Regions from separate parts of the Homo sapiens genome. Here regions 2 and 3 are each linked to region 1. A link is a contact called in ENCODE Hi-C or POLR2A ChIA-PET data. All regions are on one chromosome and are shown on one strand. Each heading gives the region's core, a stretch centred on a gene start or an enhancer-like site at or near the end of the contact. The rest is flanking DNA. Distances are from core to core; before and after follow the strand shown. Region 1 holds the start of TSPYL1 (TSPY like 1). Region 2 holds the start of CDK19 (cyclin dependent kinase 19). Region 3 holds the start of SERINC1 (serine incorporator 1).

What was found. Hi-C counts contacts between places; a loop is a spot of excess contacts on that map. ChIA-PET counts read pairs that join two places held with the same protein, here RNA polymerase II (POLR2A). Pooled maps may share reads with other maps.
Region 2: a loop to region 1 is called in a pooled map, with 21 times the contacts of the local background. The contact joins the promoter of CDK19 here to the promoter of TSPYL1 in region 1. A Hi-C loop is called at or near these places in 6 of 50 pooled maps. POLR2A ChIA-PET finds 5 or more read pairs at or near these places in 2 of 52 experiments (CD4-positive, alpha-beta T cell and naive thymus-derived CD4-positive, alpha-beta T cell).
Region 3: a map of naive thymus-derived CD4-positive, alpha-beta T cell shows a loop between it and region 1 (12-fold over the local background). The contact joins the promoter of SERINC1 here to the promoter of TSPYL1 in region 1. A Hi-C loop is called at or near these places in 2 of 168 maps with a recorded cell type or tissue (both naive thymus-derived CD4-positive, alpha-beta T cell) and 6 of 50 pooled maps. POLR2A ChIA-PET finds 5 or more read pairs at or near these places in 1 of 52 experiments (naive thymus-derived CD4-positive, alpha-beta T cell).

Annotation. Positions count from the first base shown.
Region 1 is chr6:116,278,263-116,282,411 of GRCh38, forward strand. It overlaps TSPYL1 (TSPY like 1), which reads right to left and starts at 1,668. Exons shown (of 1, transcript NM_003309.4): 1 at 1-1,668. The coding sequence starts at 1,568. The coding sequence ends at 255. It also overlaps a transcript of DSE not described here. RefSeq lists enhancers at 1,032-1,081, 1,102-1,371, 1,602-1,661.
Region 2 is chr6:110,813,156-110,817,197 of GRCh38, forward strand. CDK19 (cyclin dependent kinase 19) reads right to left here and starts at 2,314. Exons shown (of 13, transcript NM_015076.5): 1 at 1,854-2,314. The coding sequence starts at 1,981. It also overlaps a transcript of AMD1 not described here. RefSeq lists enhancers at 1,065-1,174, 1,409-1,961, 2,535-2,614 and a silencer at 1,585-1,894.
Region 3 is chr6:122,469,460-122,473,480 of GRCh38, forward strand. It overlaps SERINC1 (serine incorporator 1), which reads right to left and starts at 2,348. Exons shown (of 10, transcript NM_020755.4): 1 at 2,240-2,348. The coding sequence starts at 2,278. It also overlaps a transcript of PKIB not described here. RefSeq lists enhancers at 1,998-2,397, 2,448-2,507.

The DNA.
Region 1 (4,149 bases), core at 418-2,917:
ACAAGTAGTGTGAAGGATGACCTCGTAGCATGTGATATTCCAGAACAGCATGAAGGTCATATGGAAGTGGAGAAGCATACCCACCACCGTCTCAATCTTGAGGTTGAGAGAACTGAATATCCAAAGGAAACAGGGTGCAGAAAAGTCAGCAAAAACAAAGCACAATAGAAGGCATACTCATTGCTGATGCCCAAGCACAGGTCCAGCAGAAGGTGGTAGGAGACCTTGTGCAGGAGTATTCCCAAGGGCAAATGTTAACCAGACTGGAACCCAAAGGGCCTGGGGATCTCTACAGGCTCCCTTAGCGGGCGACGTCGGGCTCTACGGACTCCTTCACGCAACAGGTAGTATTGCAGTGGATTTGGCCACAGATCCTCTTTAATAATCTCAGCAATTTTGTCGGACTCTGGAAGGCTGTGGTCTGAAAACCAAGTGAAGAAGCTGCAGATGAGGTCTTGGTTTCTGCGAATGAAGGACTGGGGTTCATGCCCCCTGCGCCATATAATTGGAGTAGAAAGAGACACCACTCGGCCGGAGGATCTTACCTCATATTCCTTGACAATCAGCTTGTTTCTGAAGTAGGGGTTTCTTCTAAAGAAGAACTTGAACTTGCAACCGGTTCTAGGGTGTCTGAGTTCCTTCACCTCTAAATTGGTTATGTACCTTAACATCTCTGCATCTTGGCCCCTAATCATGGCGGACAACTGGGGGTGGTTTCGAAAAGCAGTCATCCAGAAGCCCGGGATATTCTGAATGATGTAGTTCCTCCGCTCCAGGTAGTGTCGACGCATCCGCCCAAACTTGTGCTCCAGCTGTTGGAAGGCCCTGTCGGCCTGAGCATTCACAGTGTCCAGTTCCAGCTGGATGGCCTCCAGAGGGTCCATGCGGAGAGCCTCATGCAAAGGCCAGGGCCCTTCTTCCTCCCTCGCCTCCTCCTCCAATCTATCCTCCTCCGCCACTTCTATTTCTTCACCTTCTGGCGGCTGCTCCTCTACCTCCATCTGCTCCTCCATTACCTCCTTCTCCGCCAGGCCTTCCTTCACCACCTCAGCGCTCTCCCTCTCAGCCACGGCTGCTGAGACGGTGGCGCACTTTCCTGTCTTCACCTCCTCCGCCTCAGCCTCCGCCCCCGCCGTCAGCTCAGACGCGGATCTCTGGGCGCCACAGATTTCTAGGGCCTTCTCTCCACCCTGAACGCCCTTTTTCAGGCTGCGGTCGGCTGCCATCACCACAGAAGCGGCTGCCAGGCCTTCGGCGGGAGGCTGGCCCTCTTCCTGCCCGGCTTTGATCGCCACATGACCGCGACCCCCAACAACTCGGATCTGGGGAGTACCGCCACGGCCCGCGGCATCCTGGGGTACGCCCCCCTCCTCTGAAGGCGGTGGAGGCGGGAGCGCGACGGTCTCCGAGCCTCCCTCACCCGGCTCCGCCATCACCTGTGTCGCCTCGCTTTGGTCGCGGAGCCTCAGGTACTGGTGTGCGTCCTGGTCGCTCGGGACTTGGTCAGAAATAATGATGCTGTGGGTTTGGAGGGGAGTGGTCCTCTTGACCCCATCCAGGCCGCTCATGTTGCTAACAGTCGGACCAACCGCAGGCGAACGCCCGTTTTCCTCAGAGGCCGAACTGGGAGCTAACCGCCGCTCGCACCGCCCACCCTACAGTCTCACTAACATTTCAGCGGCGGTGTCGTCAGGACTGGAGATCTCACGGTATCGCGAGAACTTGCTGAGCCCGGGATTGGTTCCGCCGCTCCCTGCCAGCCAACCGGATTCTCTGGGCTTTATTTCTGTGAATTTACCCATAGCAACAGTAATTTTACCTACGTAAATAAATGTCGATTGTGCTGAGTCTGGAAGCGCGGACGACCCACCTTGAGATGCATCTAGCGACTGCTCCCAGCATGTAGGAGCAGTTGTAAAATCACAGCCGTAACAGTGCCTGCTCTCCAGTGTCTGAAAACAAATGTTTTTCTGGTCTTCACTTTTTTGAGGCAGGAAGGTAAATCTATTCCCTGTTACTCCACGTAACTAGCAGCAAAAGACTTCTCTTTAAGATTAATAGCAAAATGTTTCCCCCCTTCTTAGTAAAAGTGACATAAAAATATCAATTCTTGCCTCTACGGTTACTGGGGAAAAAAAGCTACTCAGCAGCCTCTTACCACTAAAGCGATGCATAGTATTCATTGCTAATTTTCGATTTATAATCTGCATCAAATAAGAGTTTGTGCTGCATAGTATCGGTAGAAATTAAGCCAGGATCAGTTTGCTAAATGTTCCATGCCTTTTCACTGCAAGAAAGAGGAAATTATAACTATTTCCAGCCCCAAGAACTTAATTTATTATCATATTTAGTTATGTAAGATAGGAATGTTTGGCTCTAACGAAGCATCTGTCTTTAGCAATCAGCTGAGTTCATTAGAGGGGGATGTCAATGTCTCTGGTTGAAGTGTTCCAGTTTGTTGACTTGTGAGTTAAACTGGTGCTGTCTTAGAGAGCTACAAGGCCTCAGAGAAATATCAGTGGGGGGAGCCACATACCACCATTTTGTGAGGAAAGGCTAGTTAAAATGGACAACTAAGATGGCCTTGAAGTAGAAAACAAACTTGCAAAGGGCAACATGCAGCTGGTGGACTCAAGGTATAAAAGAGGCAAACGTTATTTTCTACTTAATTTGCTTTGTGTGGTAGTAGCCTGATGGCCCTCAAAGATGTACCTGTCTTAGTTATGCGGCCAAAGGGACTTCGCAGATATGATTAAGTTAAAGATTTGGAGATGAGAAGATGATTCTGGATTATACAGGTGGGCCCTATGGAATTACAAATTTCTTATAAGAAGGAGGCAGGAGGGTCAGTCAGAGAAGATAAGAGGACGAAAGCACAGAGAGAGGGAAGGAATGGTGGAGAATAGGTGTGGGAGGGAGGAAAGGGAAATCGCTATGTTGCTGGCTTTGAAGATGGAGGAAGGAGCCAGGATCGTAGGAATAAAGGCAGCCTCTAGAAGCTTGAAAGGTAAGGAAATAGATTCAATCCTAGAGCCTCCAAAGGAATGACAACACCTTGAGGTTATTACCTCTAAACTCCAGCACTATAAGAAAATAAATTTGTGCATTTTAAGCTATTAAATTTGTGGTAATTTGTTACAGAAGCAATATGAAATGAATACACCTTGGATTAAGGTTTGGTTGCATCTATGGGTGCCTCAAGTTGTTTCTAATAGCAGCCCCTTCTACCTTGCTCATGGCTTCCCGTGAGTTCCTGCCCAACAGCTGTGATGTATTACAGCTTGAATCTGTCTTTCAATATCAAGACCAGAAATATACTTAGGCAAATGCACAGAAAGACAAAATTAAAGCCTAAACATACCACAAACGATATCTGAGGAGACTGTAAACTGCAAGAGGACATGATCATGGTTTCGTTTCCCTCTGTTTATCGAGTGCCTAGCACACTACCTTACACAGTATCCCATAGATTATTAAAATGTTAAATAAAGGAGCAAATGAGCAGAAAACAGTTTCTCTTGCTTGCAACTTGCTCCTTGCGGAAGAGAAGTAAGGGGCATATGGGTTGTCACTCTGCTCTCCTTCCTATCTGCCACTGGCAAACCAGAGGGCTGCTCTATTCTATATAGTAACAGTTTCCTACTCAGGAGAATGAATTTCTATATATGTTTCAAAGGCTCTAAAAGGATAGGAAAAACACAGAGAAAACAATTTTATTTTACAAATAATTTAAGTTTGTGTGGTCACACTGTATGACAAACGAACTCTGAAAAGACCAGCATATTTAGGTGAGTTTACATATCAAAGCCTCGGACTACCAGCACTGTATTTCCAATTCTCTCCTTTCTGAAAAAGTCAAGGTAATCATTTCAGGCTTTACTTCGTTTCTGTCTACAGAAATATATAATGCATTTCTCTCTACAAGTGATGGAGCCTGTGATGCATGGCTGGAATTACTTTTGGTGTAAATAAAAAGGAATATTGGAACTTTCCACAAAGACTGTTTCTAATTGCCATGAAATCATCTTCTATTTTGAACTGGTATAATTTCATTCGGCCTAAAGTGGAAACTTCTATTATTCCAATATGTCTCCTATTTTTTTTTAAGCAGAAAGGAGTGTCAGGCTTGGACCAATCTTAGAATATATG
Region 2 (4,042 bases), core at 1,064-3,563, 5.5 Mb before region 1:
AAGTGTATTCGAATCAAGTACTTTATTAGAGGGGAAAAATATTCAAAAAGAATAGAAGCAAGAATTATCTGGTTTTTGTTGTAAGCCCATACTATTCAAATACAATTCAGAAGCAGAATTTTTAACTTCTCAAAAGTTCCCTAATAAAAGAAAGCTATTTTAACAAAAAAAACACTAAGATACATTTTTTAAAACCAAAAGTATACCACAAAGTTAGCATGAGGAGTATGGGAAAAACCCACCTCAGATTTATTAACAATGTCCAAACGGAAAACTGGATGTGCTTTCCCCAAATATAACTGATAAAATTCCCACAAGAACACTAGTATAACAGGTGGAGTGGATATTCCAAAACCAAAATATGTTAATTATAGTATCTCACATTCCATGATAAGCATTCAAGGACACCTGGTAATTAAAGGAATTATGAGAAACAACTGAGTACCTTAAGGCCTGTTCAGTTACAAAAGAAAAAAAAAATTCTGCAATAATAATAATCCTTTACACTTGGATAGCACTTTGCAATTTTCACGATACCTTATGACAAAACACTTTATAATAGAGTTGTTTTATGAAGTTAGTGCATACGCACACAACGTACTTTAGTCCTAGAGTTCATATACCAACCACATCAAATTATAACAGCACGCACAAAGATAAGCGGCACTTCAAATTTTACTAATGTCATTGTGGCTGATCATCACTTTATTCAGAAATGGTCCGTTACAATCCTCTTCCGTAGAGTTTGACTCTCTTTAAAGTCTATGCTGGACAGGGCATCTTCCTGGGTCCCTAGCTTTGGGGGAGGGTAATTCCTGCCAGGAAGCTGGTTCCACCAGTCCTGCTGTAGCTGCTGTCTGCCCTCCAGGACCAAGAAAGGACAGGTATTCTCAGTACATTATCCAGCTCTTCTTAAGAGGACAACCAGTAAAGGCTTCCCAAGGTGTTCCTACAGTTCTCCCTCAACTCCTAGGAAAACAAAGGTTCAGGCCCAGCTCTGTCACTTCGTATTCCGTTCTTGATAATATAGGTACTCCATAAGCCCCAGCCCACAGTCATCTGGCAGAGGATGGAGTGGAGGACATAATACCCAAGATACCCAAGGGGCTGCAAGGTAAAGGGTGGGTAGCAGAGAATTCAGCCAACTCTTAAGTTGCCGCTTGCGAAACGCAGCTAGCCCATCAGGTCTCCTTCGAAGGGGGAAGGTACGCAATTCAGAATGTGAGAATGAGAAACCCGGGACGCCGGGCATACAACAGGGATGGGAGGACTGCATAGAGAAGCCAACGGGCCGGCCAGCCCGAAGGGCGGAGATCGCTGCTGGGGGCGGCGGTGCCCAGCGGGTCAGAGCCGTGGGGCTGGCGAGGACCCCAGGCCGCGTTCGCCCGACAGGCTCCCCGGCGAGGTTTCAAACCGCCGCCCCCGCGAGGCGCTCAGCCGATTGGAAGTTCCACAACGACCGTCACTACCCAGGGCCGGAGCGGCAACTCCGCAGCGGAGCTCTGCCTGCCCGCTGCGTTCCCCCAAGAGACTAGACCCCACAAACTCCTCCTCCACCGCGGTCCCAACTCGAGTCCCCCCGCCGTCTCCGAGCACTCGGAGGGCGCCCCTCTGGGACGGGACCGACGCCTCGGACCGGGCTGCGCCGCGGGAGTTCGAGGTACGCGACGGGGCCGCGCGGGGGAGGCGGGCGGAACGGGCGCCCCTCGGAGTCGGTGTCCGGACGCAACCCCGCGACCCCCTCCGCCTCGCCCCTCGGGCACGGCCCGACTGGGATCCGACCCACCCATCCCGCCAGGTCGCGGGCAGGGCGAGGACCCGAGCGAGCCTACTCCTCCCGCCCCTGCTCTTACCCATCTTTCCGCCTCGCCTTGTAGACGTGACCGTAGGTGCCGCGTCCCACTTTGCACCCTTCGTACTCAAACAAATCCTCCACCCGCTCCCGCTCCGCCGCCAGCTTCGCCTTGAAATCATAATCCATTGTCTGCTTCCCCCATAGAGGCACGGGACGCGGGGGCCGCCGCCGCTCAGTCCCTCCTCCTCCTCCCCCCGCGACCGCCGCTCCACTTCTCCAACAGCCGCCTCTCGCGCGCGCGCGCGCGCCGCCCGCCGCCCGCCGCTCCGCGGTCCGCCTTCAGCAAGGGACTCCTCGGCGGCCACAGCAGCCACCTCCTCCACCTCTTCCTCCTCCTCCTCCGCGACGGCGGCGGCGGCTCCCGCAGGCACCCCCAGTCCCGCCTCCCTCCTTCATTTCCTTGTTTTGGAACCTGGTGGGCCGCGCCGTGGCTTCCTCGAGCTCATTAGCGAACTCACTGGCCCGCCCCATGGTCGCGGAGGCTCCTGGGAAATGAAGTCGCGAAGGCCTCAGCGGCCTGGGCGGTTTTGCCGGCGTAAGAAATACAGCTCCCAGGTTACCTCGGGCCACCACAGCCTCGCCCCCACAAAGCATGCGCGCCTGCGTACCAGGGCCGCCCCTCCCCCTCAGGTAGCGCACGGCTCCCGGTTCCTGTGAAGGTAGAAAGCTCGAAGTTCCAGTGTGCTTTCTGCGGTTCTCGGGGAGACACTGGAAAGAAGTGCCTTACTCTAGTGGGAAGGGGATACTTCACTGTAACTAGCCCCACGCAGAGAGTATGGAAAGCATTAAATCAGCACCTTGCTGAAGGGTTGGCTGCAGTGACTCGGGAGGCGAGGGCTGGTGAGGACAGTTGTACCGCAGCTTGTTTCTTTTCTAGGGCAGTGGGTCCGCCTATTGCCCCGCCCCCCGTCCCGCTGCTCATTGGCGGGGGCTGGAGAATGACGTCCTCGTTGGTGCGTGGGTATCCCCAGGCTTTGGCTTCTTTCCCGCTCTTGATTGGTGATTGGATGTGCTCGGTTCTTCCTGATAGGTTGATCTTTTTTCTTTACGATGCAAAAACCGTATTTCAAAAACTGAACCTTCAGCAGTTTCCTAGAGCCTGCCTTGGCCAGAGGAGAACATGCAACTTCTGAGCCCCAGCAGCCAATCATCATTTTCTTGGCGCTGTAGTCAGCTTTCTCTTAGCATATGCGGTTCCCATAACCAGGCTTTGGCCATCTGTCTAAGGACAATTAAAAGTGCCTGGAGGAAGCCGCGTTTACGATCCTTTGGGTTGAATTGTAAAGGATTTTTTATGGTCTATGCATGATGTGAGGTTCTAGAATGTTTAAGAAAGCCCCTTTAGTTAGGGTGAACGTTGATTGATTTCATTGTGTTGGGGCTCAGGACACACTACCCCAAATTATAACTGAAGGAGTCCAGAATATGCCACCCCAAAATACGCCACTCTGGCATATTGATGTCTTTTAGCAAAATAAATTAAGATCCAGCCAACACAGGAAAATGCTTCACTTATCCCACTACTGCCTAAAATAAAGAATAACTCTTCCTTTGTAAAGAGAAATTTACATTTCTAAAGGAAATTTTCGTAATTAAAGGAATCTTACCAGAAAGAGAGCTGCTGCTAGTCAACTTGTATCATCTGAGATACTTTTATCTGCATAAAAGTCAACCTTTATTCACCTTAGACATTTTTTCCTCTTATCCTCTCTTAACTTGTCTCCACCACTCCTGGAAGCCCCAAACCCCACTTTTGTTTTGAAGAGACTGGCCTTGCTGTGTTGCCCAGGCTGGCGTCCAACTCCTGAGCTCAAGGATCCTCCTGCCTCAGACTCCTGAGTAGCTGGGATTACAGGTCCGTGCCACCATGCCGGGCCCCACTTCCTTTTTGAGGTCAGGATGTAATATAAGTGTCAAACATCTGGCCCTTCTTTGAGTCTCATATTTTGTGGGACTCTTGTGCATACATACGTAATTAAAACTTTTTCTCCTGTTAACCTGACTGGTATCAATTTAGTTTATAGACCAGCTGAAGAACCTAAGAGGGTTTCCTCCCCTGTAATGGTGAGCCTAATGTCCCAAATGTTTGGGATACACACTTAAACATGATTGGTGCTAGGATAGGACATAACACATTCATTAGGAGGACAAAGAAGGGAATTGTCAATTCTACCCAAAGTGGTAGAT
Region 3 (4,021 bases), core at 1,098-3,597, 6.2 Mb after region 1:
TCCGCCTCCTGGGCTTAAGAGATTCTCCTGCCTCAGCCACCCGAGTGGGATTACAGGTGTGCGCCACCACATCCGGCTGATTTTTGTTTTTTTGTTTTGTTTTGTTTTGTTTTCTGAGATGGAGTCTTGCTCTGTTGCCCAGGCTGGAGTGCAGTGGCATGATCTCAGCTCACTGCAACCTCCGTCTCCCAGTTCAAGCAATTCTCCTGCCTCAGCCTCCCGAGTAGCTGGGACTACAGGCATGTGCCACCATACCCAGCTATTTTTTTTTGTATTTTTAGTAGAGACGGGGTTTCACCATATTGACCAGGCGGTCTCCCACTCCTGACATCAAGTGATCCATCCACCTCATCCTCCCAAGTGCTGGGATTACAGGCGTGAGCCACTGCAGCAGGCTCTGAGTGTTACTTTTGAAAAGCTGAATAAATTTTAATTTCATCAAAACCTCTAAGTAAATGAGCACATTAACTGTTAAGAATGTGGAAGAGATGGTCCCCTTCAATGACTATTGGCCTGCAGTAAAATCAAACAATTAATGAATAGAGACAGAGGCACAAGGAAGAAAAGGGAAAAAGATTACTGAAACTGCAAACAATAAAATAAATTCCAAACTGAGCACGGTAGCACCTGCCTGTAGTACCAGCTACCTGGGAGGCTGAGGTTACACTTAAGCCCAGCAGTTCCAGGCTGCAGTTCACTACGACCATCCCCTGCACTTCAGCCCGGCCAATACACTTAGACCCCCATCTCTAAAAAACTGCCTCACTGCTTCTACCTTTTTAATGTACTTCGCTATTAACACAGAAACTAAAAGGCAGGGTCAATTTTATCACGGACATTCTTCTAATCAATAAAGGTGGCGATCTATTTTGTAAAAGGGAAAACATGTATCTCATCTTTTAAATCTCTATTATATACAAAAAACTACAGCACGCCCACTTCATAACTGGACAAGATACGACATTACAAATTGAATTGCATAACATCTTCCAATAAAAAACCGATGAAAACAATCTTATATGATAATCAATTATCAGTTTTCAAAACTGTTTATCACACTAAATATGCCTCTTTTGTATAAAAGTCAATAATTAAACTCTCTAATATCTTGAGATAAAATATTCCAGGCTTCCGTGCAAGAAGAAATACCATATAATCAAAAGAACAGACTGGCTGGAGTAACAATCCCCACATTATTATTTGATTAAAATTCAACATTTTTAGTTCAAGACATATCAAAACCTTTAAGAGTATATATAACGGAATCATTTGGGAAGTCAGAAAAGCAATTGTTAGAAACAGAATTAACAAATTCCAGACTAAAGAAAAGTGATTTGAGTCCAAATACCTCGCCTAAAATTACAAATATCTTTATTAACTGCACTGCCAATGTTTTGCCTACTATTTTGGAGGGGGCAGAGATTATCTTAAATAAACTGAAATTTGTGCCACACGGACCAAAGTCTTGCCACTATACTGAAAATAGTTTTACTCTAACAACTCTTTAATGAAAATGCAATGTACAGCTAATTAAGCATGAAATTTCAGATGACACACGCATGTTTTGTGCCTAAAGACAAAATTGTCATTAGGCACAAGGCATGCGTGTGTCATCTGAAATTTCAATTTTAAGTTGAAATCTGAAATTGACACTTCAAACAGTTACGGCAGAGCTATGACTATTTGTTTCAAAAACAATATTACTACATTAGCATTACTGCCAGGCGGTTCCAAATGACGACAGGCACTTTTTAATCATAATCTGCGCCACTGAACAAAGAGGGCGACATGAATCCAGGAACGACAGTGCGGCAGTCTGAGGTCGCCAGGAAAGAGATGACAACAGAGTGGGTACCCCACCGAAGGAAAGGGGCAAAGACCTTTGTAGAGATGGCCTGCGCAGATACAAACAAAACCACGAAAAGGGACCTCAAAGAATGGGAGACAGCGTTCACGAAGCAGGGGTGGGGGAGGGGCCCTATTCTAGTTCTCTTCCTCAATTTGAGTCATCTTCCCATCGCCACTAAACCTTACGGCCAGTGATCAGTTCTTCGCAAGACCCAAAGCTCTGAAGCTGAGTCTGAGTGACGAGAGGAGACGGGAAGAAAACGGGGACAGAGAGGGCACTCCCTGTTGGGTGGGGCACCACATTCCCGCCGGGCTCACCCAGCCCCGGCTCGGATCGCCTTCTCTTTGGTCTCTCACACTAGCACCCCAGAGGCCGCAAAAAGCACCTTACCCAGCTCGCCATGGAGCACAGCCCCAGGACGCTCCCCATCTCCACAACGTCACAAGAGCAGCGGATACAGACAAGATGGAGACAGCTTCTTTCTCGCCTTTCCGAGATTATTTACTATCTGCGAGACACTTCCGGACGCACAGCGCAACCCGCCCCTCAGCCTCGCGTCACTTCCTTCCAGGCCTGGGTAGGATAAAACACGGAGCGCGCAGCGCTGAGACTGCGCATGCGCGTCACTAGACGACACGGCTGTCTTCTTTCCTGGAGAATTTCTCAAGGACTGCTGGCTGGAAACTTAACGGCTAATGTGGATCTGACCGTAGTTTGCCAAATTAAGAAAACGGTGTGAGCAAAACCCACCTTTACCTACCATGCACTTGCATTTGGGCATTAGTAGAGAACAGAGCTGAGGTGGTGGTTGACGTTTTGCCCTCCTTCATCTGAGGAACCTCTCTGCTTTTTAGGGGATTGCTTCCTCTTTCTCAGTCTTTGTCCGTCCTAACTCCACTTATTTCCCATTTTTCCCACGTTTGCATCCTGTTTTGCTCTTGCGTTTGCAACGTATTCCTGCAGCCCGCTGCCCGGAACAAGTTTTATTGGGATATTTATATTCATCTGTGTGCTTCAGTTTCTCTGTATCATTTCTGTTTGCTATTGACTTATATTTTAATTTCTTATGCTATTAAGATGTTACAAGAAATTTGCACGTTAAAATTATTTTTAATTAGTTAGATAAGACATTATCAAACTCAAACATTGATTTCGAATGTCATGAGCTGTTGAGGCATGTGGAACCCTTGCATATTAGGTGATGATGCACATCTGCAGGGAATGCATTCCTATAAAAGTTCCAGTTATTTTTTTAGAGTTATTTGTTCTTGAAAATATTCTGGGAAACAGCTCAAACTTGAAATAGTCATTCCCATAACTAATAATAAGAAAGTGTTGTAAAATCTACAAAAATTGCATGGGTCGAGGTGGGGTAAACACCTAAGAATCTGGAAGAATGTCAGAATCCCTACTCCTAGTTATTGTAACCACTAAGGGACAATCTTGCTTTATTCTTCTTTGCCTTATCTGTGGTTTTGTAGACCACTCTTAAAGCAAAGTATTATAATAGAGCATCCATAAGGTTTAAAGAATTGTGGAAATGCTTGTAATCCCAGAACTTTGGGAGGCTGAGGCAGGCGGGTCACAAGGCCAGGAGTTCAAGACCAGCCTGGCCAGCATGGTGAAACCCCATCTCTACTAAAAATACAAAAAATTAGCCGGGCATGGTGGCACGCGCATGTAATCCCAGCTACTCGGGAGGCGAGGCAGGAGAACTGCTTGAACCCGGGAGGCAGAGGTTGCAGTGAGCCGAGATTGGGCCACTGCACTCCAGCCTGGGCTGCAGAGCGAGACTCCGTCTCAAAAAAAAAGAATAGTGGAAATGGAAATTACAAACCTAACAATATTTTTAATTATGCTAAACTTAATACGTTATTTATGGGAGAAGAGAATCCTAGTATCTCAAGTCCTTAAACTTTTCAAAGTACCAGAGAAGGAGACAAAAAACACTTATATGTGAGTAACTTTAAGGTCGTAAAGAATATGTTTATTAGCCAAATGGAGAATGGGTCTCTTAAAATTTAAATTTGCACAGATTCTTGTCTCTTGCTCCATTTAAGAGGGTTTCTGAGATATTCATAAGTTCTTGCACTATTCAATAGAGTTTTTTCACCTGAGATATTCAGAGTTAAATACAAAAGTCATATTAATCTTTCTGGAATGTAACACTTG